Linked DNA regions of Mus musculus: all the other regions are linked to region 4. A link is a loop called in an ENCODE intact Hi-C map of the cell type or tissue named here. Cell type or tissue: heart. All regions are shown on one strand. Each heading gives the region's core, and the rest is flanking DNA. Links, peaks and the distances in the headings are about the cores only.

What was found. A loop is a pair of places that touch in the nucleus more often than their neighbours do. Peaks named below come from ENCODE experiments on the same cell type or tissue, not always from the same donor. Only the 100,000 strongest peaks of a DNase experiment are listed, where the experiment ranks them.
Region 1: a loop joins it to region 4, with 4 times the contacts of the local background. A loop is called at or near these places in 11 of 42 quality-filtered maps.
Region 2: a loop joins it to region 4, with 3 times the contacts of the local background. A loop is called at or near these places in 3 of 42 quality-filtered maps.
Region 3: a loop joins it to region 4, with 2.8 times the contacts of the local background. A loop is called at or near these places in 11 of 42 quality-filtered maps.
Region 5: a loop joins it to region 4, with 7 times the contacts of the local background. A loop is called at or near these places in 13 of 42 quality-filtered maps.

Annotation. Positions count from the first base shown.
Region 1 is chr13:55,665,639-55,671,729 of GRCm38, forward strand. It overlaps Ddx46 (DEAD box helicase 46), which reads left to right. Exons shown (of 23, transcript NM_001282055.1): 16 at 549-742; 17 at 4,074-4,211; 18 at 4,566-4,715. Among named protein-coding and RNA genes, the nearest start is that of B230219D22Rik, 24 kb to the right of the region's middle. In heart, for the core only: a CTCF peak has its summit at 3,101 (motif pointing right); no DNase peak of the experiment used is centred there.
Region 2 is chr13:55,637,211-55,643,301 of GRCm38, forward strand. It overlaps Ddx46 (DEAD box helicase 46), which reads left to right. Exons shown (of 23, transcript NM_001282055.1): 2 at 816-1,004; 3 at 2,581-2,724. Among named protein-coding and RNA genes, the nearest start is that of Ddx46, 5.3 kb to the left of the region's middle. In heart, for the core only: CTCF peaks have their summits at 3,476 (motif pointing left) and 3,676; a DNase peak (open chromatin) is centred at 3,481.
Region 3 is chr13:55,959,906-55,965,996 of GRCm38, forward strand. No RefSeq gene overlaps it. Among named protein-coding and RNA genes, the nearest start is that of Gm31542, 53 kb to the left of the region's middle. In heart, for the core only: a CTCF peak has its summit at 3,560 (motif pointing left); no DNase peak of the experiment used is centred there; H3K4me3 peaks cover 960 bases; H3K27me3 peaks cover 3,774 bases.
Region 4 is chr13:55,724,930-55,731,020 of GRCm38, forward strand. Txndc15 (thioredoxin domain containing 15) reads left to right here. Exons shown (of 5, transcript NM_175150.3): 5 at 738-1,298. The coding sequence ends at 934. Pcbd2 (pterin 4 alpha carbinolamine dehydratase/dimerization cofactor of hepatocyte nuclear factor 1 alpha (TCF1) 2) reads left to right here and starts at 2,439. Exons shown (of 4, transcript NM_028281.1): 1 at 2,439-2,545. The coding sequence starts at 2,444. In heart, for the core only: CTCF peaks have their summits at 1,885 (motif pointing left) and 3,212 (motif pointing left); DNase peaks (open chromatin) are centred at 2,462 and 3,142; H3K4me3 peaks cover 1,537 bases; H3K27ac peaks cover 1,201 bases.
Region 5 is chr13:55,596,918-55,602,953 of GRCm38, forward strand. It overlaps B4galt7 (xylosylprotein beta1,4-galactosyltransferase, polypeptide 7 (galactosyltransferase I)), which reads left to right and starts at 2,979. Exons shown (of 6, transcript NM_146045.2): 1 at 2,979-3,275. The coding sequence starts at 3,226. Tmed9 (transmembrane p24 trafficking protein 9) reads left to right here. Exons shown (of 5, transcript NM_026211.3): 5 at 1-780. The coding sequence ends at 73. In heart, for the core only: no CTCF peak of the experiment used is centred there; DNase peaks (open chromatin) are centred at 3,134, 3,944 and 4,894; H3K4me3 peaks cover 1,968 bases; H3K27ac peaks cover 1,216 bases.

The DNA.
Region 1 (6,091 bases), core at 230-5,229, 60 kb before region 4:
ACTGGAATGTAGCCACATTTCATGGTTAATATGTAACTCTGTGTTGGTTTTGTCTACAGTAAAGGTGGGATTATTTGTTTTTTTTTTTTTTTTTTTGGTTTTTCGAGACAGGGTTTCTCTGTGTAGCCCTAGCTATCCTGGAACTCACTCTGTAGACCAGCCTAGAACTCAGAAATCTGCCTGCCTCTGCCTCCCAAGTGCTGGGATTAAAGGCGTGTGCCACCACGCCCGATCATTTGATTTTTTAAAAAAGGTTTGTTTAGTTTATGGGAGTGAGTGTTTGGACCTAATGTGTGTGCTTTGTTCCCTCGGAGATGAGAACAGGGATTCAGAGCCCTTGGAATTAGAGTTGTGGGCACCTGTGAGCTGTGTCACCTGTGAGCTGTGTCACGGTGCTGGGAGTTTACTTGTATCCACTGGAAGACACCTAGTGCTCTTTACCCCCGAGCCATCTCTCCAGCCCAGAATTTGTTTCTTGTTTCTGCATCTAGGACTTTCTCAGTGGAAATGGAAAATTTTCAACATTTGTCTCTTTAATTTACTTGCAGGTATTGATCAATATGACAGGGACAGTATCATAAATGACTTTAAGAATGGAACCTGCAAGCTCCTCGTTGCCACATCTGTTGCAGCTCGTGGTCTCGATGTGAAACATCTAATTCTTGTAGTGAATTACAGCTGCCCCAATCATTATGAAGATTATGTGCACAGAGCTGGGCGGACTGGAAGAGCGGGCAACAAGGTAAGCCCTTACAACCGCGTCTGTGTTAGAGCACAGGCGCCCAGTGTGAGGGGTGGGTAACAGAGGTTATGGTGATAATTTTGAAAATCTTTAAATTAGCAAGACATATTGGATGTTAATCATGTATACGTGTATCTTTGTATTCTTAAAATTATCAAGTGCAGGTCTCTTGAGATGGTGCTGCAGTTAGGAACATTGTCTCCTTTTGGCAGAGGACCTGTGTTCTGTTTACAGCACTCACATGGTGTCTCCAAACCGTCTGTAACTTCTGTTCCAAGGGATCTCAGTCCCCTCTTCTGGCCCCTCTAGGCTCCAGGCCTACGTGAGGTGGCACACAGACATGCAGGAAAACACTCATAGAGATTTAAAAGCAAAACGAACATTATTAGGAGCTCTCGTGCTCTCTAGCAGGTAGTGGTAACAGCTCGTGTGTCTCCAGATTTTCTTCTCTCTTCCTAGCATGTTCTGCACATAGAGATGCTTGTTTGTGTACTTCAGGGTATTTCAGGGCTTGACTGTCATCTAGTCAGTATAGCGTCTGAGGCAGTTGTTCTCAGCCTTCCTAATGCTGCAACTCGTCAACACAGCTCCTCATGCTGTGGTGACCCCAACCATAACATCATTTTTGTTTCTATTTCATAACTGTAATTTTGCCACTTTTATGAATTGTAAATATCTGATATACAGGATGTCTGATAAGTGACCCCAAAAGGGTCAGGACCCACAGGTGAGAACCACCATTCTAACCTTGCTGTTTCATTTGAGCAATCAGATCTTACTTTGTCAGGACTATCCACAGACTGTATATGTGACACCACGTGCAACAAAGCAATTCTTTTTTTCTGGTATTCTATTTTGCAGAATAATAGCTGTGGGTGGGACCCAGAACTGTAGCAAGCCCCTCACACCACTAAGCTATGTGCCCAGCTAATTATTCCTTTTTTAAAAAGAAAAAAATTAATATATTAGTTTTTATTTACATAGATGTTATCCCTGCATGTTTATGTATCATGTGCCAAGGAGGCCAGAAAAAGGCGTTGGGTCCCTTGGAACTGGAGTTAGGACAACTGTGAGCTGCCATGTGGGTGCTGGGAATGGACCCAGATCCTTTGCAAGAGCAGTCAGTGCTCTCAGCCACAGAGCCATCTCAGTCTCCCTTCCCCCAATAATTATTTTTGAAGGCATGAGAATACTTTGTTGTGAGAAATGAGGTGATTAACCTTAGGTGTTGCGTCCTGGGGTAGCAGTAGTGCTATCAGGTCTTCATATCCATGATTTCGTCCTCAGTGGCCCAGTGAGGTAGCTATGAGTTCATTTTGTAGATGAGAAACTTGGGGCCCATAAAGCTTGCGTGTCCTTACCTGAGACATTCTTAGGAGCCTGGAAGGTTAAGGAGTGGCTCTGGAGAGATGACTACAGCTTAAGAACACTGACTCCTCGTATGGAACACCTAGTTAGGGTTTCTAGCATGCCCATCATGGCTCACAGCTGCCTGTTACCCACTTACTTCCAGGGGGCCCTGAGCCCTCCGTGGGCTCCTGCACACATGTGGTGGCACATAGGCATACTTCAAATATATGTACATGAATAAAGGGTTTGGTGGTGGTGATGGTGTTCAGTTTTTTGTTTTTGTTTTTTAAAAGGCAGTGGTGGCGCACATCTTTAATCCCAGCACTTTGGAAGTAAAGGCAGGTGATCTCTGAGTTCAAGGTTTGCCCGTCTACAGAGCTAGTTCTAGGACAGCCGGGGTACAGTCAGGAAAAACAAACAAACAAGGAGTAGCAAGTGTATGTTTTAGGGGTTAAATGAAGACAGACAGACTGAAAAGATCAATGAGGATCCTCTCTTTACTATTTATGTATGTATGCACACATGTGGGGTGAGGGTAGGTCATGAAATCAGAAAGAGGGGAAGAAAGGGGAAAGTCAAGACACAGAGTACCCGAGCTTGAGCAGAAGGGCTGGGAAGAAAGAGCAGTGGGGAGGAGGGACTGAAGTGAATTACCAATAAGAATGCACACTAAACCCCCATAATGAAAACACTCTAGTGGATACTAGTTTTCAAAAATACTTCCAGGGCAGAGAGATGGGTCAGCATTTAAAAGCACTTGCTGCTCTTGCAGAGGACCCAGCTTTGATTCCAGTCACCCACATATGGCTCACATCCATCCATTACTCCAGTTCTATGGGACCCAAAGCCCTCATCTGACTTCCCAGGCACCAAGCATGCACATAGTACACACATATACACGCAAGGAAAACAGTCATACGTATAAAAAAATAAATGTTTAAAAAATATTTATCTTTTGTATGAGTGTTTGCCTGCATGTATGTCTGCACCACATAGAGGCACTGCCTTTGGCGGCCAGCAGAGGGTGCTGGATCCCTTGAATGAGAGTCCAGTGTCCTCCGGAAGAGCAGCCCCAGCTCTCCAGCCCCTTTCAAGATGTTTGTTTTGTGGTTTTTTTTGAAGCACAGTTTCTATAGCAAATGCTGGCCTTGAACTAATGGCAGGGCCTCCTGCCTGGGCTCTGTACATTCTGAGACTGTGTACACAAATCAGCGTTCGGCGTTCTCAGCTTTAATGTCTTAGTTTTAGGATGTTTGTATACAAAGCCTTCCACAGCTGTGCAGCGCAAGACAGCCTGGAACTAACTCTGCTTCCAATTGCTGGCATTAAGAGGATGTATGTTCACGCTCTGCTCTTGTTTCTAGTGTACAGAGAGTGTGTTCACCCTCACTTGTCCCCTGCAACCTTTTAGTTCAAGCAAAATGAAGCCTGGGACAGGGAAGGGAAGCAAACCATACTTGGGTTCTTACCTTTACAGACATCCTATCCCCAATGTCAGGAGAAGCCACAGCCACCCCTTCCAGCCAGGCTCAGCTGCTGCACTTCCCATGGGCTAAGAGTCCTGATTTCCACCATTATAAACACACATACACAAAGACAAAGAGTGAGAGAGTGTATGTGGCCCCTAAAACATACACTTGCTACTCCTTGTTTGTTTGTGTTCTTAAGCTGTAGTCATCTCTCCAGAGCCACTCCTTAACCTTCCAGGCTCCTAAGAATGTCTCAGGTAAGGACATGCAAGTGACACAGCTTTATGGGCTCCAAGTTTCTCTTCATGTAGCTGTCTGTAGCTGTGTGCTGGGATAGCACCGAGGGACCTGTGCATGCTGGACAAGCCCCCTAGACTACTTTTTTAAGCGTCAGTGAGTGAGATGCTCCTCATTTTCTCCTAAGCTTGTCATCATTGTTTTCCATGAAAGGCCTGGGTTTCTCCTGTTGACTGTGACTCATTTTGTCTCATTGTCCTTCTCATTGTCATCAGGGTTATGCCTACACCTTCATCACAGAGGATCAAGCTCGATATGCTGGTGACATCATTAAAGCTCTTGAATTGTCAGGGACCGCAGTGCCTCCTGACCTAGAAAAACTCTGGAGTGACTTCAAAGATCAACAGAAAGCTGTGAGTTTTAAACTTTCTTTGGAGGAATCATTAGCACGACTGTGAGGTCATTATATGATAACTGTATTTAGTTTTTGGTGTTTTGTTTTTTGTGACAGGGTCTCTCTGTGTAGCTCTGGGTGTCCTAGAACTTGCCATATAGACCAGGCTGGCTTTAAACTTTCAGAAATTTATTGCCTCTGCCTCCCAAATGCTCATGTTAAGGGTACATATCTTGCATGTTTGGAAAGAAAAATTGTGAAAATAGAATCTTCTCTTTTACATAAGTGTTTTTGTTCAGTTGGCATATTCTACTTTGAAAATATTTAATAGCATTTCTCTAAAAATTAACTTTGCTAACTTTTTTCTTAAAAGGAAGGAAAAATAATTAAAAAGAGTAGTGGCTTCTCTGGCAAGGGATTCAAGTTTGATGAAACAGAACAGGCTTTAGCCAATGAGAGGAAAAAGCTGCAGAAAGCTGCTCTTGGCCTGCAAGATTCTGATGACGAGGATGCTGCAGTTGATGTAAGTATTGAGTCTGCACGTGCGCGATGGGGTGGTTCATGATAAGTTGAAGAAGAACCACAGCAACCTGTTTAACTTGTTCAGTGCAGCAATTGCCTAGCATACCTGCTCATAGGACAGCTTTTCATAGAGTAAACGCCATCTCAGGCTAGATGTGGTGATGCTCTGTGTCCTATGGCACTCAGAGGGCTGTGGCCAAAGTACAAGGTCGGCCTGGGCAGTAGAGCAAACTCTCATATAATGGCTACAGATAACCTCCCTGAGAATAGTGTCCAGCCTGACCATGCCATTGAGACCACACTGAGCACGGACGGGGCGGGTCTCCTAGCACATGCATGTAATGTTCCACACGAGCCTAGCGTGAGGTAAAGTGCCTGTTTGGTCATTGTAGTGAGTCAACTTAAAAGGCACATGCTAGAGCTGGGCCTGGTAGCACAGCCTTTCACCTCATACGGGAGGCAGAGGATCCCTCTGACTCACGTGCTAGTCTGCTCTGCAGAGTAAGTTGCAGGCTAGCCAGGGCTCCAGAGTGAGATCCTGTCTCAGAAGAAAAGAAAAAAAGGTAATGAGGATCAAGTCATTAAATCCACCCAATTTTCAAGGTGAAAGTCACGTATAGCTTTAACCATGTTTAAAAACCATTTGTCGGGCTGGTGAGATGGCTCAGTGGGTAAGAGCACCCAACTGCTCTTCCGAAGGTCCAGAGTTCAAATCCCAGCAACCACATGGTGGCTCACAACCACCCGTAACGAGATCTGACTCCCTCTTCTGGAGTGTCTGAAGACAGCTACAATGTACTTACATATAATAAATCAATAAATCTTTAAAAAAAAAAAAAAAAAAAAAAACATTTGTCAAACACATGCACACAAAATAAATATAAATGTGATTTTTTTTTTAGATTTATTTATTTATTTATTATATGTGTGTGCACTGTAACTGTCTTTAGACACTCCAGAAGAGGGCATCAGATTTTTGTTATGGATGGTTGTGAGCCACAATGTGATTGCTGGGATTTGAACTCAGGACCTTTGGAAGAGCAGTTGGTGCTCTTAACCACTGAGCCATCTCACCAGCCCATAAATGTGATTTTTAAAAGAAAGAAAGAAGAAAGCTTAAGCCAGGGGCTAGAGAGGTGATTCAGCATGGTGAAGCAATCTACTATTCTTGTAGAGGGCCAGAGTTCGTTCTCAGCACCCACATCAGGCAGCAGCAGTGTCTTCTTTTAACCTCCTTGGTAATACCCTCACTCATGCGTGCTGTATACCCCCAACCCCCACACACAGGTAGAATTATAAAAAGTTAACAGTGTCAAAAGCAAACTTTGAACTTGTACCATATACACTCCTCATTTCTGATCTTACATATTTAGATTT
Region 2 (6,091 bases), core at 847-5,846, 87 kb before region 4:
TAAATTAATTAAAATATTTATTTAGAGATGAGAACATACTGATCTTAGCCTGATTGACATAGTGATCTTTCCTCAGTAGCTTAGACACCTTAATAACACTACAGGGGGCTGCTGCCATATGTGGCCCTATAGCTTTTTATCTTACTCGGAGTAAAAGACAGTCATTGTAAGACCCGGTGAGGTTCTCCATATCTAAGTATTTTGCTATTTCTCTGATCTTGTCTCGTGGTGCTCTCTTGAGTTCTTCTCTCCTTTCCTCCCCCCCTCCCCTCCCCTCCCCTCCCCTCCCCTCCCCTCCCCACTTCTCTCCTCTTCTCTTTCCACTTCTCTCATCTTTTCTTTGAAACAGAGTCTCACTGTGTAGACTAGACTGCTGTGATCTCAGAGATGCGCTTGCTTCTGTCTCCTGAGTGCTGGGATTGAGGCATGGCCCCCACCCCTGGCCCACTGACTAGTTTGTGTAACTGTCTTCTTGCCACTTTTCCTTCATGTGCCGGTCTGGACTCCTTCCCATGAGTTTGCCCATGTGCCTTTCGCCTGGAAGGGCCCCTGCCTGTCTGCATGGCTCCTGCTTATGTTTCCTTCTGTGGTTTCTAAAATGTCACTTCATCTTGGCTGTATCTTTTCTGTGAGTTTTTTTTAAACATAGAAATAGACAGCCGGGCAGTGGTGACGCATGCCTTTAATCCTAGCACTCGGGAGGCAGAGGCAGGTGGATTTCTGAGTTTAAGGCCACTCTGGTCTACAGAGTGAGTTCCAGGACAGTCAGGACTATACAGATGCTAAGTTTGATCTTGGATTTGATACTGTTGTAGCCACTACCGAAAACGCTCAGCATCTCGAGGTCGTTCTGGAAGTCGATCGAGGAGTCGCTCACCCTCTGACAAAAGAAGCAAACGTGGGGATGACAGACGCTCTCGGAGCAGAGACAGAGACCGGAGGAGAGAGAGGTCTCGGAGTAGGGACAAGAGAAGATCTCGGTCAAGGGACAGGAAGCGCCTGAGGTAAGACGTCCAGTTCTGCAGAACCAGTGATACTGGGCCTTCCCGGATAAATTGGGCTTCTCCAAAGCTGTGTTCTAGTTTGGAAATTAGTGGCCCGTTTGTGGGCCTCCTGCTATTTTTTTTTTTAACCATTGTTTGATTAAGCACAGGACTTGTCTATAAAGAGAGTCTTAAACGGTATCTTTAAGCTTGGAAACTTTAGATTGTGTTTTCTGTAATCCAGAGAGAACCTTGAAGTCCCTGAGAGAGATAAAAGTAAGATAATATGCTCTGCTCGTGCAGATTTTATTTGATTCTGCCCAAGAGGGCTGACCCTTGTGTGAAGAGTGGCCACTAAAGCAGACACTGGGAAGAAACAGGGCAGAGTTTCTGTGGGCTCTCCTTGCTGTTTTAAGCTAATTTAATGACTGTTCTTAGATTTAAACTGAAAACCACTCCACTTTTCTATTTTCTATTTACTTACATATTTATTCACACCAATGTCAATAGTTACAGCTTTTCTCCATGAAAATGTCTTTAAAAACAGAACGCATGACAGTGTTAAACTAGGACTTTGTCTTCTTAGGATGTTGGAAGGTGAGAATGCTGTGGTCTTAGGACCTGGCACTCCAGAGAAGCAGTTACCCATGACAGTTTAGAGTGTAGGCTTGCTCACCTTCCTGTCATGTGTCCCTCAGACAGCTCTCACAGTTCTGTCAAGCGCTTGTTAAGTAAATCAGTTACTCAATAAGTAACATTCACGGTCCCCTCCCCCCAGTCCCCCCCCCTACCCCCCTCCCTGGTTTCTCTGTGTAGCCCTGGCTGTCCTGAAACTTGATTTGTAGACTAGGCTGGCCTGGAACTCACAGAGCTCCATCCTGCCTCTGTGCGCACCCCCCCCCCCCATATGCTTATCTCTGACTTTATGTGAGAATAAAATTGCAAATTTTAGGTCATGGATTTTGAGGCTGGGTGTGGTTACACATGTTTCTAATCCCAATGCTAGGAAGTCAGAGGCAGGTGGATCCCTTGTGTTCAAGTCAGTGAGACTCAAAACAACAACAGAAACAAGACTGGAGATTATATAGTGAATTCTTCATATTGTCTAGTTGAGGAACTTGGGATCCAGGGAGTTGGGGGTCTGCCCTCTGTCACGTGGTAACTAGCAGCTCTAGGGGAGAAGTGTCACCTCTTAGTCTTAAGATTCTGATCTTTGAGCCAGGTCTGTCTGTGTCCTTATGAAGGCCCAGGCCTCCCCTCGGCAACACTTCCCCCTTGCTGAGATTAGGAGTTTGATTAGCTCAGCCAGTGACCAGGGCTGAGCTGCAGCTCTAGCTGGAGACTGCCTGAAATTTAAAGTATCTGTTACAGCCTGCTGTGTTAGCTAAGGTCACTATGGGAACTAGTGTCCTCCCATTTCCCTCGATTCTCGTGGGAACTGGCGTCCCTTGTTTCCTGTTTGGCTGATTTGGTAGCTAAGTGAGGCTCTGTAAGGCCTCAGCAGTGATCATAATTGTAAGGCCTTTTCGGGTTGGGACAGTCACGGTCTGCAGTAATTCTCTTTGGCCACAAAATAAAAGAAAACTCTTCCCGTCAGGCGCTCCAGAAGTAGAGAGCGAGACAGAAGCCGAGAGCGGAGAAGATCTCGGAGCAGAGATAGAAGGCGCTCAAGGAGTCGAAGCCGGGGCAGGCGGTCCCGGTCCTCCAGTCCTGGCAGCAAAACCAAGAAGACTGAGAACAGGTAACGCCGTCCTCAGACTGCGCCTGCTGCTACAGGCTTTGACGCTCGCTGGGAAGTGTTGGCAGAGTGTTTATTAGGCTGTGGGGCTTATGTTTCAGTTGAGAATAGCAGATTCTATTGTTTTTACACTCCACACTGAACCCTTATTTCTTATTTATTAACGGTCAGAACTTCTGTTATCATCTTTTGTGGGGCAGTGACTATTGTCTCAGGCATGCTGGTCACCATTTGAGGTAAGCCCTCTGTATTCAGCTCCATCCTTGGCCTCAGTTTTGTTTTTTTTTTCTTTGAGATTCTTTTTTCTGATAGTTAGATATTGGTTGACAACTTTTTAAAGATTTCTTTTTATTGATTTATGCATGCCTGTGTAGGTGTGTACAGGCGCATAGGTGCCAGTGGAAGCAGGAGGCCTCAGATCCCCAGGAGCTGGAGGTACAAGAATCTTATTCACTTAGACACTGGCAGATTCTATTGGGTTTTGTTTTTGGTTTTTTGGTTTTTTTTTTTTTTTTTTTTTTTTTTGGTTGGTTTTTTTCGAGATAGTTTCTCTGGATAGCCTTGGCTTTGTAGACCGGGCTGGCCTCGAACTCAGAAATCCGCCTACCTCTGCCTCCCGAGTGCTGGGATTAAAGGTGTGGGGCACCACACCCGGCTCTATTGGTTTTATACTCTACACTGTACCTTATTTAATGCATGTTATTAACGGTCAGAACTTTGTAAGCATCTTTTGTGGTGGTGTGCGCCACCTGCTGGGGGTGCTGGGAACTGAACTCCTTTGCCAGAGCAGTAGTGATTTAACCATTGAGTAAGCTGTGCAGCCCAACAATAGCTTTTTTTTTTTTTTTTGTAGACAGGGTTTCTCTGTATAGCCCTGGCTGTCCTGGAACTCACTTTGTAGACCAGGCTGGCCTCGAACTCAGAAATCCCCCTGCCTCTGCCTCCTGAGTGCTGGGATTAAAGGCATGCGCCACCACGCCCGGCTCAACAGTAGCTTCTTAACATTCGTTGTGCGCCTGTTGAATTGCTGTTTGGGGAAGTGTGGCCTTGGCTTGTGAGAGTTAGTGTGTATGTTTCTTGTGATGCTGGTTAACACGTGGCTGAAAGCCTCTTGTCAGGTCAGCGGGCTTGCTCTCCAGTCTCCTACCACCCGGTAACACTGCTTACTGAAACCACAAGTGTGCTATGTTGACGCTCACCTGTTTCCTGTTTTATCCAGTGTTGGCATCTCTCCAGGGTTGTTTGTTTGACTTTGTAAGTTGTACTTTTATTTTACCAAGGCCAGTGTAATACTGTTGAGGTTTCTTGAAATTAAAAGATAATCCTGGATCCTAGCATTTAGGAGGCAGAGGCAGGTGGATCACCACTCCTGGAACAGTGATTGATGCTTTCACCAGGAGCTGTCTTTAGCCCGTTTTCTCTCTTGACCTTGCTTGTGGGGATGTGGCCATCCATTTTATACTTACTTCAAATTCATACCCCATTCGCCTGACTTACCTTTTATTGTTTGAGGGGCTCTTGCTGTGCGGTGCTGGCTCCCTCACAAGCTCCCTCTGCCTCCTGAGCGAGCTTCACTGTTAGCTCTCTCCCCTGGGGAAGCCACTGTGGAGCTTTTCCTTACTGCCTCCCACCTGTGTGCGCCCCTTAGAGTACTTTGTGTTTTAGCTGCACGTGACTGGAATCCTGTAGTCTTCGCTCAGTGTTGAGGTTTGCCTGGGCTGGTTCAGTTTTGTTGTTGAATAGTGTTCTGCATACTATACATAGCTTACTATGCCATTGAATGGACTTGTATGCAGCTAGACTTTGAGGGCCCTCAGCTTTTTTTTTCTCATTTCTTTTTTCTGTAATGTTGTCATCAAACCCAAAATCTTGTGCTTTATGTTATAGGCAGGTGCTTTCTTCCTGAGATATATCCATGGCTTATGGCTTTTTGAGTGCCATAGCATATCTGTGCGTGAGCATTCCTAGGCATTACGTCTAGAAGGGAGACTGTGGCCATAGACACAGCTCTGCTTTAACTTGGTGATGGCCGCAGGTTCCTTTCTGAAGAGTTTGCCCTTCTACCCTACCACAGCGTGAGAAAATTCTCTTGGTCCATGCCATCCCAGTGTCTAAAATTGCTAGACTTTTGTGTTTCTGCCAGTTGGTTAGATATGCGATTATATTGTAGATTTTTTTATTTTGAGAATTGGAAAAAATTTTATTATGGAGAGAAGTATTCAAGAGATGACTGTTGGCTTCCTGAGGGCTTCCTGTGGCTTTCATGTGCATTTCTCTGATTGCTAGTGAAGGTGGATATTTTTGCATCTTTATTGGCCATTTGATTTCTTTTCTGAAGTACGTGTACGTTCAAAGCTTACAAAATTTTTTATTATTTTAATTTTTTATGTATGCAGTGTTCTGCGTGTGTGTGTGTGTGTGTGTGTTTGCGCGCGCGTACCATGTGTGTGCCTTGTGCTGAGGTCAGAAGAAGGTATCAGATCTCTGCACCAGGAGTCATCCTCCCTGATGTGGGTGCTGGGAACCGAGCCCGAGGGTCTCCGTAACAGCAACGTGTGCTCTTGACGACCCTGATCCTCTTTCTCAGGCTGAATACCATTTTTATTTTTTTCTTCTTCCTTTTGGCCTATTTCTCTTAGAAAACTTCATTTATATGGACTTCGTTGTTGTTGATGTTTTTGTTGTTTTTAACTTGCTACTGGTTGAATATTTCTTGTCTAGAAGGCTTGAACTTCACTTGTGTCTTCAGTTTGGGACTTCTGTGTTCCGTTACATGTCTGTGTGCAGTGAGAGAGGTCTTGGGAATGATCTCCGTGTCTAGCCCCAGAGTTTATTTTTTCTGAACATCTTACGCATATCTCCCTGGAATAGGGTTTCTGTACCGTGTGGTTTTACACTGCTGGGGATTGATGCAGTCCCATGCACAGGCTGAACAGTGCCCTCCCACCAGGCTCCACCCCTCCCTCGGAAGGTAGCTTTATACTGTGCTTTTAGTGTGTGTGTGGGGCTGCAACCTGGTGTGTGCAGTGGGATGTGAAATTTCCTATTTGAGATGTTGTGTACACACAAAGTTTCAGAGTTTGCCTTTCAGATTAGGGGTTTTCAGTTTGTACTTGTGATATATAACGATGGTAGGAGTTAAGAATACGCCTGATTCTGGGTCTGGTGGTGCCCACTTTCAATCCCAGCACTGAGGGGGTCTGTGTGGTCCAGGCCAATCTTGTCTACAGAACTAGCTGAATACAGCAAGGGCTACACAGAGAAACCTTGTCTCAAAAGAAAAAAAAAAGCCAACAAAAACAAATAAGCACCCGACAAAGGTGGCATAGGGGAAATACAACACACACACACACTCCCCCTCTATATGTAG
Region 3 (6,091 bases), core at 503-5,502, 240 kb after region 4:
TATATATATATATACTTTTTTCAGCTTTATTTTTTGGAAGAAAATTTTTTTCCTTATAAGTTCTTAATTTTGGCTGACTCACAGCACCTCTGTGTTGAGAAAGTCTGCTCATTCATGCCTGTGCTTTGAAAGAATCCCAGACAAGGACAGAAAATCTAATATTTGAAAAATACAAACTTTGCTAACATGTTTCATTCTGGAGGTTAAAAAGATCTAGCCCACAAATGTGCAAGAATTCAGTGTGAGTGGCTCAAAAGGTTTTTTTTTTTTACTCATGATAAACAAATAATTCTTGGATGGTTGTATCCCTGAGCTTCGCATAGGAAAGCAGCCATCCATGCAAGCGGTGCTGGGCTCACCCTCACGCCCTCTGTGCTTGCTTTCTTTCACTATGCTAAATCCTTGAGGTGTGTAAAGATGTTATGATAGGCAGTGGGTCAAGTCATCTTGAACATGTAGCTTTTTATACATTTTTCTTTGCAGAGGAAAATTTTTCTTCAAATCAATCCCCCCAAATAAATGGTTTGTAAAAACAAAACTCTATTTGTTTTGAAATTGCACACAAGAAGCCAGGTTATATAGCAACATGTCTATTTGTCTTCTGCCTGAAGAAAAGAAATTTGCGTGTAGCTAGCAATTTTCCCTCATAATAAACTTTTAAAAATTGAAGTTGTCTCTAGGGAGAAAAAAACATCAGCGAAGTGTGGATATTTGTAAAGGGCTCTTTTCACTTGTCCATTGGAACGGCTTAACCTTTAGTAGCTACTTTGTGTCTATTTTTTTTTATAGTTCTGCAGATGTATATTTCCAAAGTTATAAAAGTTTAAATATTTGCTATTTTTAATTACATAGATTCTTCTTAAATGAGCAAATGTGCCATCATAGCCTGCAGAGATTTAGACAAGTCTTAAAATAATAATTCTTCTTCTTCTTCTTCTTCTTCTTCTTCTTCTTCTTCTTCTTCTTCTTCTTCTTCTTCTTCTTCTCCTCCTCCTCCTCCTCCTCCTCCTCCTCCTCCTCCTTCCTCTTCCTCCTTACATTTTACTAGATCCGCTGGCAAACTGTTTGGCATCTGAGCATGTTCTCAGTGCCGCTGGAGGAGAGCAAATGAACAGAGGCTCACACAGATCACAGGCAGTGGCTTGGGAATTTTTTTTAGGAGGCATATTTTCTTACGTTAATGCCTTTGTAGATTCCATCCACGTTTGGACATCAAAGGGCGTGCAATTAATAATGGGCATCTGGAGGGCGGATCACATGCTTCCGATGTTAAAGTGGGGAAGGACAGGAAAATCAGCCGTGGTCAGGTATTAGCTGTAATCATTTTTAAACAACAGCCTAGAAGGCTTCTCCTTTGTACCTCTGCTCTCTGAGAAATGCAGAGGCACATACACTCGAAAAGTTCCCTGGGAAGCCTGCCTTCTGCTGGGCCAGTAAGTAGAACGAGATCTGACCCCAGTTACCAGGGCTGACTTACTCAGATAACCTTAATTTCTTGACTAAAACCAAACTCAGTGTTGTGTGAACTCTTTCCCTAACCCCACATTGGACATATGGGGTCGGGCAGTTATATTATTAGAGTCTTGGTTAATTCCAAAATGAATGTTTTCAAATACTAGGATAATAGTAACTTGCCACTCGCTGGAACCAAAGGCATTCTTAGGCATTATTTATTTCTTCTCTTTTATGGTAGCCTGTTTGTCTTTTTCAGAGTGATCTATGTTAGCAAGCCCTAAGTATGAGATAGTCAAGTCAGACTATATGTGTGTACAACAAAACCGTGCCAGCTTTGTACTCCAAACATTCTAGCAAATATAAAAACCTGCGATGTTTAAACAATGATTTTCATTTCAGTCTGTCACAGATAATAAAGAGATGCTGTTTCTGAGGAAATTAAAAAAACTGACATGGGAGAAATATTTATTTGCTTTCTACATTGGCTAAATGACTAGTAGATATTTTTTAAAAAATCAACCTGTAAATAGACAGATGCAACCAATTCCCTTTCATTAACAAACGCTGCGATTTCATAATAAAGCAAATTCATTAAAAAAAGTTTGTAGTCTTAAAGCTGAAGCTGCCACTTTCAGCCTATTTTAAAATACTAAAAAAAAATTGATATGCTAATTGGTAGAGGGAGAAAAAAAATCTTGTAAATCTTTAAAAAGTAGCTTGAATTTTTAAAGGCTCTTCTGGCAGGTTCAGGTAGGAAAAAAAAACAACAAAAAACAAAAAACAAAACCCTGTCCATTTCGTACAAGTTCTGTACGTTTGCCTCTCGCCTGAGTCTGCTCAGCAGCCAGCTTTGTTTTCCTTGTCGGCATAAGCAGGATCGGCAGCATGCTTTAAAGTTAATTAGAAGCAGGGTCTATATCGCCGTCAGCAAACATGTTATAAGCTTACTATTTAATAGTGATTCCGGGTAAGGCCATCATCCCCTTCCTAAATCCAAATATAAAAGCTGAAATCGTATTTGTTAAAACTGTCATGTTGAATTTGTGACCCAGATTGCTTTCTCGAGGCGTGCTGGGCCAGAGTTTGAGCAAGGACTGCTCCCAGCTGCAGACACCCAGAGCCCAGCAGCCTCCTGCGAGGGACTGAGTCGCTGGCTCCATGCTGCTCAAGCCCTCCGGCCTCCCCCTAAACAGGACTTCAACTTAGTCGGCTCTCCCGGCTTTTCCACATTGTAAAACCATTTGATTTATTTGTTTGGTTTGGTTTGGTTTTTAGAAGCTCTGCAGAAATTATTTCCTACTGGCAGAGAGGGCACTTGGAGTTACACCACATTAGTTTCACATCATTAGTTTAGCGTTCTCAAACTTAAAATTGGAAAGTATATGGACGGGCTTCTAGAGACCTCAATTCTGACCAGAGCAGAACAAATTAAAGCTGATGGGTTCCTTTTGCTGTCTAACGCGTGGGGCGATACATCATAAAGCCCTGCGGCCATGCCGAGGGGTTCCCTCTGTCAGCTCTGGAATTTGGTGGTAGGAAATGTTAGTTATTTTTAAAACGCGGGGAAAAGTCCACAGTTGCCATTCAGATTAAAAAACAAAAACCGTAATTGTATGTCAGTAATTGTAGCAGGCAGTCAAGAAGGGGGGTGCCTGATGACGGTCCGGACCCCATATTTTCAGCTTCTCTCACCTCCAGCCACCTCCATTCTGACTCTGGATCTTTATAAATAATTTAAAACCCTCGACCCAGGGAGGGCAAGCCAGATGCTCGCTCTGTTGGACCGGAGCACTAGGGGGTTGGCTGGGTGGGCGCAGCTGGGATGAGGCGGGTGTTATCCTGCTCTCCATCCGTGGTACCCAGCCGAGGAGGCTGTGCGCTGCTGGTGCCTGGTGGGACTAGAGCGAAGGCCCTGACTCCAAAGTGGCTCTCTGCATCTCTCCCAGGCTGTTCCAGCCCCCGGTGGCTTCCAGTCCTTCTCAAGCTCTGCGAGAAAGCCAGACCCGAGAAAGCCAGACCTTGGTTTCTTCCGGCTGTAGTGAGGGGACCAGCATGGCCCTCAGGTGAGTGCTTCCCGAAGCTCTCCTGCCACCTGTTGGCCGCTGCTGGTGCTGACGCGATGGGAGGAGCTGCGTATCCAAAGATCCTTTAAGACTGGGTTGGTTTCCTATTTGGCCCAAGGTCACAGGGCCTGGGGACCAATACCTGTCTCCTGATGACCCCTCAGGCACATTCTGGGTTTCCTCGTCCGTTCATCTGACCAGATCACGGCAACAGCCCTATGGAGCACTCTCAGAAATGCGATATCCAGATCCCTGCCTCTGTAGAAAAGATTACTGACAGTTGAGCTGGACATCCTGATTCCTCTCTTGGCTTCCTCTCGCCATCCTTGTTGGGCACAGATCTGATGTGTAAGAGCGCTTCTGGGATAGACAAGGCTTCTCCTCTGATGGCTAAGCCCTCTTGGTGGGGTGCCTCTAACATTGCCTGCATGGTTTGGGATTTCTTGCCGTTGAGCAGAGGTTCTGCCCAGACCTTTCCCTTTCTTTTCTTCGTATAGAGCCTCTCAGGGTTTGGATGGAAGGGTTGTATCGGGCACTTCCGCTAGAGATCCAAAAGAAGTGGCTCACGCCTTTAATCCCAGCACTTGGGAGGCAGAGGCAGGTGGATTTCTGAGTTCGAGGCTAGCCTGGTCTACAGAGTGAGTTCCAGGACAGCCAGGGCTACATAGAGAAACCCTTTCTTGAAACAAAAAACAAACAAACAAAAAACAACAACAAAGAAGTGTATTGGAACTTCTGGTGCAAAGAGAGAGCCATGCCTTCTCCCGTTTGAACGTCAACGATCACCTCCAAATATCACAGAAGAGCCGCGGTGTTCTGAAGGGCTGTCTTCCTAGCTAACAGCTGCATACGAGCTTGGGTACACCCACGGGATATTTCTGCAGGCAGTCTTTAACAAAATGTGGCTCTTAGTGTGGTCATTTGTCGATTAGGAGTATAAGACAGGGTGGCAGGCATGCTTGGGACACACACACAAACACTGCCCACCCCCAGGACAAAGCAACAAATCTCCCTGCGTTACCTGTGAGCCCAGTATGGGACCAATGGATCCAGCTTGACTTTGAGAATCTCTACCACACGTTTCTGAGGGAAGAGGCCCTGTATGAGGCCACGGCGGTGCCTGCATTCCTATTTTAGATGTGTGTATGTTTGTGTGTGAGGAGGTCTGAAGCCACTGTTGGCCCATAGGTGGTCCTGGGTCCCTCTGGAGATATGTTTTTTTTTATTTATTCCATGGGCTTTATGCACAGAGGCCCATGCCACTCTCAGCTCAGCCACCTGCACCACCCCTGAGCGTTGTACAGGGCAGCCATGAAGAACGGTTGGCCCACACTTGTACCTTGCCTATATTGAACCTCAGGTCTTTAATGGGTAGTAACTGGTCACCCCAGACACCTGTTCTTTGCCCCAGATAGGAAGCTGAATGTGAGAGCCCACTGCTTTCTTTGTGAATGAATTCCTCCTAAATTATCTGAGGGCAAAATGGTTTTAATGCTTCATCTCTAAAATCGTAGCCGTGCTGATATTTGACCTAATAGCTGTTGCTAATTTAGCCATGAAAAATAATTTTCTTAGTCTAATGCCTCGTGAAACCCTGATTTGCTGTAATTGAGTGGATTCCTACCCTTTCCTCCCAGCTTCTGTTGTAATTTAAGGTAGAAGGAACCCTTCGATGTATCTTCTCCTGGGTACCTACTGCTTTAGAGCAATGTATATGGAGACTGCCTTGTGGTCAAGAGCCTGACACATAGCTCTGTGCTTTCAGAGAACTAAAGGACTCACTGAGTTGTTGCTATAGGTTGGGCAGCCAAGGGAGGCGGGGGTAGGGGTGGGGTGGGGTGGGAAATCCTACTGAGCTAGGACTCAGACTTTTATGGAGAGGAAGGAACGTAGGAGAGTCAGTAAATGTCTACCCTCCTGGCCCCATGAACACGAAGAGAAGAAAGAGTCTGAGCAATAGACTATTTACCTCAGCACAAAAGCCGCCTCCCGCCCAGCACCTCCCCTTTTTCTTTCTAGCCTTTCTGACAGAAATACACAGCGGACTGAATGTGCCTTCCCACAATAGTGTCCATCATGAAATATGGGGGGGCAGCAAAGGGAAGACAAACTTTAAACACACCTGGCACAGCTGGTCCCCGCCTTTGTGCTCAGAATGGCCTCCAGCCAACTGGCTGCCCTGTCTCCATTCATGCACCCTCCAGAAGAATTCGAACAGGTTGACATTCTCTTTGTGGCAACACAACTTTCTAAAAATCGGCCCACTGGGCTGCCCCGGGAGAGTTCAGGACACCTGTCTGATAAGCAGTCCTACCAGGCCCAAGGGACTCACAAGAGCTCCGTGGTGCTCTGCCGGGGCAAGGGAATGAATGACTTCAAAGAGGAACAGAACCATGGGGTCCCCACTCTGTGATCACCTTCAAGACAAACAGAGCAGTTCCTCAGTGCCCCAGCTGATCCCCACCGAGCAAGCTGCTGGCTCTGTGGGAGTGCTCTGACCAAACCTCACATGGACTCCTCAGGAGGAAGAACAGGTGGTTGAGTGTGGGCCATTTTCCTCTTTGTACACAGCT
Region 4 (6,091 bases), core at 450-5,449:
TTCTTCCTTGTAAAGGCTTGATTGTGGTGAGTGGAAGAACTGTGTTCCTGGGAAACTCCTCTTTCTCACAGCTGTCTAGCCGTGACTTCCAGCCTCCCTCTTCCCCCTGAGGGGCACTTACTAGAAATGAGTGCAGATTGGAACGCTCCTCAGGGCATGGTGTTCTCATTTCTTTCTGACACCAAAGAGCAAAGACTCTCCTTATTTCAGGTTATCTCAGAGTAACTGAGTGCCTTAGGGTTGCTGGGAATTCTGAGCCTCATGCTGGGCCCTGATTCACCAGTCCACTGGGAGAGAAAGCCATTGTGTTTGGTGATTGCAGAGGAGTTCTAGGTGCCTGGCATCTTTGATCACTGTCCAGTGGTGGGTAACTGTCTTCCATGAACTCATTTAAAGGCATCTTGATAACCTGTGGGAACTTCTGAGAGTAGCTTTATTTTGTTGAACTTTGGTCTTAAGAGAACAGAAGGTGACTCTTAAGAGTACATTGACCAGAAAAGCTCCAAGGAGTCAGAAATTCTAGAGTTTTAGCTTTGAAAGGCTGGAAGGATTCCCGATCCTTTGATGTGGTGGGAGGAAAGAAAATCACACTGACACACAAGTGAAATCCTTCCAAGATATGCTTGAGATGGTGTTTATTTTAGGGTCGCTTGTCATTTTGCATGCCGTGCATCATACTTCAGACAAGCCTCAGATGTGTTTTCTTTCTGATTTGAAACAATTAATTTCTCTTTCAGGTATAGAAGCCAAGAAAAATGTGGTGGTAACGCAGGCTGACCAGATGGGCCCTCTCCCCAGCACTTTGATAAAGACTGTGGATTGGTTGCTGGTGTTTTCCTTGTTCTTTTTAATTAGTTTCATTATGTATGCTACCATCCGCACTGAGAGTATTCGGTGGCTGATTCCAGGACAAGAACAGGAACACGCAGAGTAAAGACAGAACTGAACTGGAACAAGAGGGGTCTCAGCCCCTCCTTTGTGGACTTAGCATTACAGTCGCTAAATGTGTGGACTTGCAACGGAAATCAGATTCAAGAATCATGTTCTTGTTGGACTACTGAAAAGCTGAAAAGATTTCATATAAATGTGTTTTTCCTATGACAACTAGCAGGTACAAAAATGTCCACTAGAATTGACTGTTGTTGCTTTTTAATACTTGAACATAATGAATTTCTTTTCTAGTGTCGTCAAACAGGAAAGTGTTGTCTCAGAAGAGGAGCTAAGATGGGAAGTATGGGCTAGGACGGGAAGTGCAGGTCTACTACAGGACCAGGTGAAAAATAAAGTCACTGAAACAATTCAAAGTGGTTTCGCTTGTTTCTGGGAATGGCAGACTTTAGGAGAAACTCCTAATTCTAATTAAAACATGTTAATTCTGTGCTAGAGCACAGACATTGCCCAGTCATATACTAGCACACAGCTAGATTGAGATCCAAAGGAAGTTAAGAACCCTGTCCTTGCCTGGAGGTTGAGTCTGGTCTAGTTTAGGACACAGCAAAGAGATGACATGGGCCGCTGAGATGGCTTAGCAGATAAAGGTGCTTGTCACCAAGTGTGAAGATCTGAGTTCGATCCCTGTGTTCCACACGGTGGGAGGAGAGAACTGGCAAATTGGTAATATTAATGTGCTAATTTAGAAAAACTAACAGGATAGTGCATGGTGACACGTCCAAAATCCCCAGCTTCTGGGAGGTGGAGATGGATGTTCCAGGCCAGCCTCTGCAACTCTACCTGGCTTCATGAAACTGTCTCAGGAAAGGAATACAACAAAGTTACCTAGTAAAAAAACCAAAATGAGGGGGCTGGAGAGATGATTCAGTGGTTAAGAGCACTGACTGCTGAGTTCAAGTCCCAGCAACCACATGGTGGCTGGCTCAAAACCATTTGTCATAAGATCTGACGCCCTCTTCTGGTGTGTCTGAAGATAGCTACAGTGTACTTACATATAATAAATAAATAAATCTTTAAAAAAAAAAAAAAAAACAAACCCAAAACCAAAAAGATACAAATCGAGCTAAAAGCTGCAACATTTTACTCAAAACTCAGCACTAAGTTAAGCCCCGCCCCTACCCCCCCCACCCAGCATGGGTTTTAAAATGAATTTTATTGTCAGTTACATCGCAAGAAAAAAAATGACAAAAGAATAATAAAGATCAATATACACACATAGGACCTGCATGTAAGGGAACAGAGTTGTCTCCACCCGTCCTGGGTGGGTAATGCACTTGTGCATGCAGCATGGTCGAGCTGCAGAGAGGAGCGAGCTCAGCGCGGCGTTCCGGGTCGCGGCAGCCGGGTCTTTAAGCCCTGAGCACAGCAGCGGTGGCCCGGCGCGCAGAGGGCGCTCGGTCTGCAAAGAGTTCCCGCGGGCGCGGCGGCCATCCCCTTCGGGGGCCTTCGGTGCCTGCGCCGCGTCAGGCAGCACGCCGGGCAGCCCGGGACCATGGTGGCGGCAGCGGCGGTGGCTGTAGCGGCGGTGGGAGCGCGTAGCGCGGGGCGGTGGCTGGCGGCGCTGCGCAGCCCGGGCGCGAGCAGGGCGGCCATGGTGAGTGCGGCCCGGGCGAGCCACCGGGCCTTCGTTCCTTCTGCTGCGTGGGGGCGACTGCGCGCGCAGACCCGCAGCTCACACGCCATAGCCCCCGCGCGGGGGAGGACGAGGCTGGGAGACATCCGTGAGTTCGAGACCAGCCAGGGCTCCGTAGTGGACCCTGCCTCAAACAAAACAGAACACCCAGACAGCTTCTGCCGTAGTTTTTGAGCGTGCTCACCGGAAACATTATCGTGGGAAAAAACAAATCCAAATGTGACGTTTAGTTGCGAAGCCATTCTGTGGGCTGCGAGCAGTCCTGGGGTGACCAGGACCTAAGTGACCAGCTAACCGTGTTGTTCTTGGTCAGGGGGCTTTAGAAGAGTTAGTAACCCCTCCACGCCCTTTTCCCGTTTTTGAAGGGCACATCGATTTTTTTTTCCCTCACCACTTTTAAAGAGGACATTTCGTTTTCTTACTCTGTCAGATTTTAGAATTTTGCCTGTGCGTTGCGGCTTGTAATTCTTACATCTGGCGAGGCTGAGGCAGGAGGATTACGGCGCAGCCGGCGAGGAGTGCTGGGAGACCGTCTGAGGTGTACTTTGAGAGTGTGAGGGGTAGAGGGGAGAGAGAGTTAGCCGAGGGTAAGTTTTTTTTAACACGCAGCTCCATCTAGTGGAAAATGCAGCATGAAACTCACCGTTTCCTTTACGGGCGCTCACTAGAGCCTATTTGACAACGTTTTTATGAAGAACTCGTAGACATAATTTATTTTCCTGTAAAATTTCTATAATGAATTTCCCCAAATAAATATTTTTCTTATATTACACAGTAGAATTGTTGAAGTCAGAAAATTATGCTGATAACGTCCATTGTTTTTGACTAATGACTTTAGAGATTTTTTTGTTTCCTGGTGTAATCCAGGACTAGTCATTGCATTTGGTTAACATTTTAAAAATTAATTTAATTAAAATAATTTTCATACAGATGTATTCAGGTACACTAAACTCTGCTCCCTTTCCTACCTGATTCTTTTCTTCCAATAAAAGAAGGAATGACATTTCATTTTGCTTTGTTTTTAATGGATGAGTTTCTTGTAGCTAAGGCCGACCTTGAACTCAGATACATTCCTGCTTCCACCTCCCAAGTCCTGAGAACACAAGCCTGTGCCACCACCCTCGATGTGAAATTGCTTTACTATAAAACATGTAAACTAGCTCAGATTTCTGTACAACTCGATTGCTGCAACCTAGGTGAGTTTTAGGGCCTGCTCCTGCCTAAGGTGCTGGTGACCTTACAAAACCATGGTGCCTGGGAAGGAATGAGTAGACAGATTGATTGGAATGGCTGCTGTGTGTCAGAGTCTGTTTTGGGCACCATCACATTTACGACCTTTCCCCCTCCTTTCAGCTCTTCCTCCCTTCCTCATCCCTGTCTTTCCTTCCACCTAATAATGGGGATGTAGACCAAGCTGGCCTTAAACACAGAAATCCCCCTGCCTCTTTCTCCTGAGAACTGAGACTAAAGCATATACTACTGTGCTTAGTGAAAGATCTCTCTCTCTTTTTTTAAAGATGTATTTATTATTATATATAAGTACACTGTAGCTGTCTTCAGATGAGCCAGAAGAGGGCATCAGGTCTCATTATGGGTGGTTGTGAGCCACCATGTGGTTGCTGGGATTTGAACTCAGGACCTTCAGAAGAGCAGTCAGTGCTCTTACCCGCTGAGCCATCTCACCAGCCCCGTGAAAGATCTCTTTAAGTCTTTCAAAGACCAAATATTTCATCCAAGCATTCAGGAGAAAGAAGCAGGTGGATCTGTGAGTTCGAGGCCAGCCCGGTCTACAGAGAGAGCTCCAGGACAGCCAGGGCTACACAGAGAAACCCTGTCTCGAAAAACAAAATAAAACAAAACAAAATAAAACAAAACAAAAAAACCTAACCCACCAACCAACCAAACCATTTCTTAGCATTTCGATACTGTCCAACCCTGTATAGACTCAAGGAACCTGGAAGCCAGAGAGGCCAAGCTTAGCATGCAACAGTAATAAGTTAGAAAGCCAATCGCTTACACTGTCTACCTCCTGTGGTTCCTTACATCTCCCTCCATGTCTGTGAAAAGCATTCCCAGACTGTTACAAAGGACTGTGCTGGAGGCTGGAAAGATGGCCTAGCAGTCAAGAGCACTGGCTGCTCTTGCAGAGGACCTGGGTTCCATTCCAGTACCAACACGGTGGCTCACAACCATCTGTAACTTCAGTACCAGGGAGTCTGATGTCCTCTTCTGGCCTCTATCAGCAACACAGTGCATATATATGCCCAGGCAAAACACATAAAATAGAAGTAAATAACTCTTTAGAAGATAAAACAGTTAACAAACAAGCAAGCAAAGGGTTCTGTTGAAGGCACGTCTTTGCAGGGCCCTTGGTGTTATGTAGCCGAAGCGGCCCCATTCCAGTCCTTTCCACGATCCCTGTTGTTGGGTGGACATCCTGTATGAGTGAGCCTGCATACTTTGATCTCCATAAGCTTGTGGATAGCCTAGCATCAGAGAAAAACAGTGCCTTCTAGAGCCTCTGGATCACACAGCACAGTCCATTCTACAATCTCTGGATGACCACAGCATAGTCTATTCTAGAACCTTTGGATCACCACAGCACAGTCCATTCTAGAGCCTCTGGATGATCACGGCATAGTCCATTCTAGAGCCTCTGGATGATCACGGCATAGTCTATTCTACAGTCTCTGGATGATCACGGCAGTCTATTCTATGGCCTCTGGATGACCACAGTACGGTCCATTCTACGGCCTCTGAATAACATTGGCATAGCCCATAGTGTGCTTCATGGTTTTCCTTGATGTCAGATCCCTGTGAAAATCTAACAGTTGTTTCTTTCCTGAAATGCTCTGAGTGGCCTTAAGTAGTTAAGTGATAGACAGGTGGGAGTGTTTTCTATAGTCGACCCCTGTGTGGAAAATATCCGAACTCCGTGGGTTTGGTGGTGTTTATCTATGATTCTAGTACTGAGGAGGCTGAGGCAGGGTGAAACCTGGGCTAGTGAGAACTTACCACGGCTACCCAGCCAAAGACACACGCACACACACACACACACACACACACACACACACACACACACACAGAGAGAGAGAGAGAGAGAGAGAGAGAGAGAGAGAGAACTCAGAACTTTTCTTTTTCTTTCTTTCTTTTCTTTTTTTTTTTTTTGAGACAAGATTTCTTTGTGTAGCCCTGGCTGTACTAGAACTTGATATGTAGACCAGGCTGGCCTCAAACTCAGAGAGCCACCTGCCTCTTTCTTCTGAAAGCTGGGATTAAAGGCGTGTGCCACCACGCCTGGCTCTTAATTCTGAACATTAAGTGCTTATTTTGGATTCCAGGCCTTTGAATGTTTTTGCTTACGATCCATTGTCATTCTTCCCTTTGTAGTGGGAGGCAATAGCTGCTGAATCAGGGAGAACAAACTAGAAAACGGGCGTTGGCACAGGACAAGTTTTTGTGCCTTGACGGTTTTAATGTCTGTGATCAGAAGTTTGAGGAGTCCAG
Region 5 (6,036 bases), core at 1,037-6,036, 130 kb before region 4:
CATCCTCGTGGCCATTGGCGTCTGGCAGATGCGGCACCTCAAGAGCTTTTTTGAAGCCAAGAAGTTGGTGTAGCAGCTGTCCCAAGCCTCACAGGCGATCTTTCTTCCAGGCTGTGGGAAGTAGGAGGAGGACTGGTTTTCAGCCGCAGATGTTCTGGAGGAGAGAGGGACTGTAAGCGTGTCCCCGTTCCTCAGGCTCAGGTGGAGGACAGCAGCCTGGCTGGCTAATGCTGAGCCAGTAGTGGGACAAGCCCTCCCACCTCCACTCCTGGACCTTTTGCAGTAATCACTCAGGGGCTGGCGATGCCCTTGGTGTCTCAGAATCTCAGTGTTACTGATCAGGGATATGAGGTTGCTGTCTGGGGTAGGTTTTGGGAGGGAAGTGGGTGGGGCAGCAAGCTGATTTTCCTTCTGTCTTCCTTTGTTAATGTGGGATTTTGAGCAGGTCAGGGTGTATCAGTGACTCCTTGCTATTCCAGAAACTTTGCTTTTCTTGCCTTTGGCTTAGAACCAGCCTGCTTATATAGGGTGTGTTTGCTGCGTGTCAGTTTAAGGGTGTGGAGGGGTTGCAGTGCACAAAAGGGGCCCAGAGGTTGATTTTAGTTTGTTACAATTGTCCTTTCTGGGGCTTGAACAACTGGTATCAAACCAAGCAGAGACTTTGGTGCTGGTTGGAAACAGAGCCTACAGAGTCTTAGTTACTGAGTTTATTTTCAATGAATGTGGGTTTGTTACATTGGTTTCCCAATAAAAAAGAAAAAAGAAAAAAAGGAAGAAAAACTGTTCGTGGTTACTCTTTTTTTTTTTTAAAGATTTATTTATTTATTATATATAAGTATACTGTAGCTGTCCTCAGGCACACCAGAAAAGGGCATCAGATATCATTACAGATGGTTGTGAGCCACCATGCGGCTGCTGGGATTTGAACTCAGGACCTTCAGAATAGCAGTCAGTGCTCCTAACTGCTGAGCCATCTCTCCAGCCCTGTAGTTACTCTTGGTGGGTGTGATGATACTTGGACTTAAGAGAATGGAACAAGGCCAGACGTGATGGTGCACAACTTTAATAGCAGCACTCAGGAGGCAGAGGCAGGTAGATCTCTGTGAGTTCAAGGCCAGCCTGGTCTATGTAGTGAATCCAGGACAGCCAAGGCTATTACACAGAGAAGCCATGTCTGGAAAAAACAAAAAGAGGGTGGGTGGGAGTAGTAACTTCCAGAGGGCACAAGGCCTCACACTCCAGGGTAGTCTCCACCTGTGAACATCACGATCTCCATCCTTGCTATGGTTTCTTGTAGCGGGCAGGTGCTGACGGGTTTGTCAAAACCATCTGACATTGCTCACCAAGAGTGCCAAGTGTCAACATGACAAATAACGGAACACTGATTTAAAAGCAGTTCATTTGGGTTTGTTTTGTTTTTTTCGAGACAGGGTTTCTCTGTACAGCCTTGGCTGTCCTGGAACTCACTTTGTAAACCAGGCTGGCCTCAAACTCAGAAATCTGCCTGCCTCTGCCTTCCGAGTGCTGGGATTAAAGGCGTGTGCCACCACCGCCTGGCTAATTTGGGTTTTTATGTAAAATTTAGTTTCTTGAGTTTGAGGTCTAACACTAGAGCAACAGGTCACCTGACTGTCTTATCGCCTGATGGCCCTGCCTAACTGGTCTCTGCAGGAGGTCAATCCTGCCTTTAAGATCTGCCACATCAGGCTGGAGAGATGACTCAGTGGTTAAGAGCACTGACTGATCTTCCAGAGGTCCTGAGTTCAATTCCCAGCAACCACATGGTGTCTCACAACCGTCTGTAATGGGCATCCGATGCCTTCTGATGTGTCTGAAGAGAGTGACAGTGTACTCACATATATAAAATAAATCTTAAAAGAAAATTAAAAAAAAAAAAAAGGTCTGCCCCATCTATGGTTGACTTGGTAAGTTTCTGGTGTGGGATGCAGAGCCCTAGGTGAGCCACAGAGCAAATCATTGAGTTGTGTTTGTTAGGGTTTAAGAGGGGAAAGAAAGTTAAGAACAATTAACTTAACCAATAGTGAAGATCTACCTTGAAACAATGCACTTGAAATTGGAGATCATGGATTGTGGCTGGAAAGATTGTGCACACAAACCAATGACCTGCCTGTGCCTTGGTCCTTTCATCTTCACAATGGAAATAATACCTATTCATAAAGACTGAATAAAAGCACAGCCATAAAGAACTTAGAACAGGAGCTGGAGAGATGGCTCGATGCTCTTCCAGAGGTCCTGAGTTCAAATCTCAGCAACCACATGGTGGCTCACGGGCTGACAACCATCCGTAATGAGATCTGATGCCCTCTCCTGGACTGTCTGAAGTCAGCTACAGTGTACTTACATATAATAACTAAATCTTAAAAAAAAATGAGTAGCACAAAGTAAAACTTAATAAATGTTAGGTACTTATTAGAATATTAAATTTTGCCTGAAAGAACAGACATGAAGTCTAGTAACTGCCTCTCTTTTCCCAGGTGGGGAAGAGGGGAAGAGAGTAGATAAATTCACACAGGCAAAGAGGCGGCTCAGTCTCCTATTCATTCCTTAGGTTCTCAAATCGGACGACAGCATTTATATAGTGTGACTGTGCCAAGCACTGCACCAAATGGGTTTTCGTTTCCTACAATGACCACACAGAATACGAACAATTTATATAACCCAAGTGATGAAACCGTCACAGAGAAATCGACTCGCCTCAGCGTTGTTAAATTATCAGAGCAGTGTTTGAAGCACAATCAGTCTTCCGAGATCAGCTCCGAATTCTGAACTGGATCTTATGCTCCAAGAGTACGTGCTTTCTCTGCTGGGCTGACCGTAGGAATGCTGCGATGATACCAGCCTTCACTTGGGGGAAAAAGGAGGAAGATGTACCTTATCCCAGACGTTCTGTTATGCAGTACACGTCTAGTTCCAGCTAGTCTCTAGCTTGTTTGGTCGCCTTTGACTTGGGTGATGGGAGGGAACTCCCTTTCTTGTGACATCCAGTGGGCCCTTGTATGTAGTGAGAACCTAGCTAGGTCCCGCCATCGGTTCTCCAGACAGCAGAACCTTATAAGCTGTGGCTCTGAGGTGCAGCCGGCCCAACCGGAGGGACGGACTCGGCGGACCGGGGGGCGGGGCGGGGGCGGAGACGCCGCGTAGGCTGGGCAGGCCGGGCAGCGGGGCTTTGAGCCAGAGCCCCATGTCCTGCTGTGTCCCGCCACGATGTTGCCCTCCCGGAGGAAAGCGGCGCAGCTGCCCTGGGAGGATGGCAGGTGAGCGGCCGCAACGGGCAGGAGCCGCGTCCCCCTGGGTGCCATTCCTTTTCTCGACCTCCTGCAAATCTTAGCAGCCCTACGCTGTCGCATCTGGGTTTCTGGGGGTCACCCTGAGTGTTTGTGGTTCTCTGGGGGTGGGGGGAACGTCATTGGTATTGTCTGCACGGCTCTCTTTTCCTACTAGCTTCTATTCTGCGCGTCCCTGTGTCTGGGTCTCTGCCTTGCTCTCTCCATTGATCTTTTTGTTTGGACCGCGAACTAGTCCAGTGGCTCTCAACCTGTGGGTCGCGGCCCCCTTGGGTTGCATATATCAGACATTTATGTTACGATTCATAACAATAACAAAACCACAAATGTGGAATAACGACGACATTTATGGTTGGGGACCACCACAACCGTGAGGAGTTGTATAAAAGGGCTGCAGCAGTAGGAAGGCTGAGAACCACTCTTTCTCCTGTGCCTTTGTGTGTTTGTCTGTCTGTTTTCATGTAGCAGATGATTCTGTTCGTTTCTTACAGCGGATCTCTCTGTGTTGTGGCGCTGAAGGTCTTTATTTATTTATTTATTTATTTTCTGTCTGCCCCGTCATATCCATGTGACTTCAAATCCTATCCTTCGCCTTCATGCCCTCTCATACTTTGCGGTTGGCCGGGAAGATCACACCAGACAGAGCTTCCTGTGTTCTCTTCCTGGTTGGTTAGCCATTGCCTGTCTTATACTAGACACACCCAGTAGTTCATTTCCTGTGCTGCTGTACTTGTGTGGGGGTCTGCTTTAAGTGTTAGGTGTGAGTCTGGCTCATACCCGAGTTTAAGATATTTCTCACTGAAACAGAATGGCGGAGGTGATTTTCCTGCCTAGATTTATGGGGCATTACACTTTTAGGCTTGAAGCATCTTTTTGTTTGGACCTTGGGCTAGTCCAGTGGTTCTCAACCTGTGGGTCGCGCCCCCCCATGGGTTGCATACATCAGATATTTATATTATGATCCATAACAATAACAAAGTCACAGGTATGGAGGAACAATGTAATTTATGGTTGGGGGCCCCCATTTTCTTTCCCCCAACACGTTAGTGTATATTCACTTAATGAATGACACATTTGTTAGATATTGTAAGGCTCTAGAATTTAGTGGACACACTTTTGGGGTGTTTGTTTCTTTTTCTTTTTCTTTTCTTTTTTTTTTTCAGATTTGGTGTTAAAAGGTGACAGTAATATAGTAGAAGCATGGTCCATGGTGGCCAGAAATAGACCACTTAATTTTTCTGACCTCGGTTTTCCATCTCTGAAATGAATATCATAATATCTACTTGTAAGGGCTCATTGAAGAATGGTGAAGATAGTTTATAGAGGAGAATTGCCATCTTCTGATCATTTTCTGTTATTGTGTTCTCAGAAAAATAGATTGATGTCCATTCAGTGCTTTTGACACAGTGGCAAAGATTCATGGGACATATATAAAATAGTGTAGTAACTGGGTGGTAGCTCTAGTGCGAGCTTACTTGGGTTTGAAGCACCCCTAACTAGCTTTAGGTAAAGGAGACCATCCCTTTTCTAAATCATCCCTGAGAACCTGAGTGTGGGAGCAGCCAGTACTGCAGTTCTGAAGATGACCACCAGGTGGCACCAGCAGCCTCTGTTGTCTGTGTTCAGTATCATCACTTTTACTGATAAAATTGGGACCCTCAGTGGTTTTGGCTTTTAGAGCAAAGAGTGAGAGTGTCCTTGGGCACACGTTCTTTTTGTTTGTTTGTTTTTTGTTTTTCGAGACAGGGTTTCTCTGTGTAGCCCTGGCTGTCCTGGAACTCAGTCTGTAGACCAGGCTGGCCTTGAACTCAGAAATCCGCCTGCCTCTGCCTCCCGAGTGCTGGGATTAAAGGTGTGCACCACCACACCGGGCTTGGGCACACGTTCTTTATAGAAAGGGGAGGTTGAATTGAAGAAACAGCACGAGAAAGCACATGGACTGTCCGATCCATGCCTTGCTCCTGGATAATGGTCATTGTTTATTCCCCCAAAGGCGGTCTATTACCCATTGCTCATCATATAAATCTCAGTCCTGCTCCCAGAAGGAGCCCAGAGTGCAAGAAAGAATCTATAAAGGTCCCAGGCCTGTCAGGCCATTTGCAGGTCTGGGCTCTACTGCTCCACAGTGGAAACCATCACCACAGGACAATGGGGGGTAAGTCAGAAGTCCTGTGAGGGGAGTCCTACCGGGCAACCTCTCAGCTGCACGAGGGACCTGGGCCTGGCTTCAGGGCTGCTGGCTTCCAGGTTTGCAGCTGTGTCTTTAGAGAAAGGTAGGCATGGATGTGGCTCCAGTGTGTACCTTGCAGCATGCTTGGCCTGCGTTGACCCTTCTCCTAACACGATTGACAAGTTCTTTGCTGTTTGACTGGGCCTGAGGCCACAGATAAAAATATGACATGTTCTGCAAGTAGGATCATGCAGGCCGTCTCAAGTGAGCGATGTAAGGACCGAAGTGCAGGGTACCCTGGGAACACAGCAGGGAGCTTGGTGGGGGCAGTGATGGGTGTGACATGATGTGGGTTTTTGGCCTTGAAAGATTGGGAGAAAACTCCTAAGTAGATAAAATAAGAGGATATCACTTAGGAGAAAAGGAGGGTGGGGTAGGAGTGGGTTGGAGCAGAAGTGTAGCCAGTAGAAAGGCCTTTTGTTACCCCGGATGAGAGGGAACGGTTGTGAGAAACTGCAGAGTTTCTCCAACATCACAGAGCGCCTGGACAGAGGGTTCTGA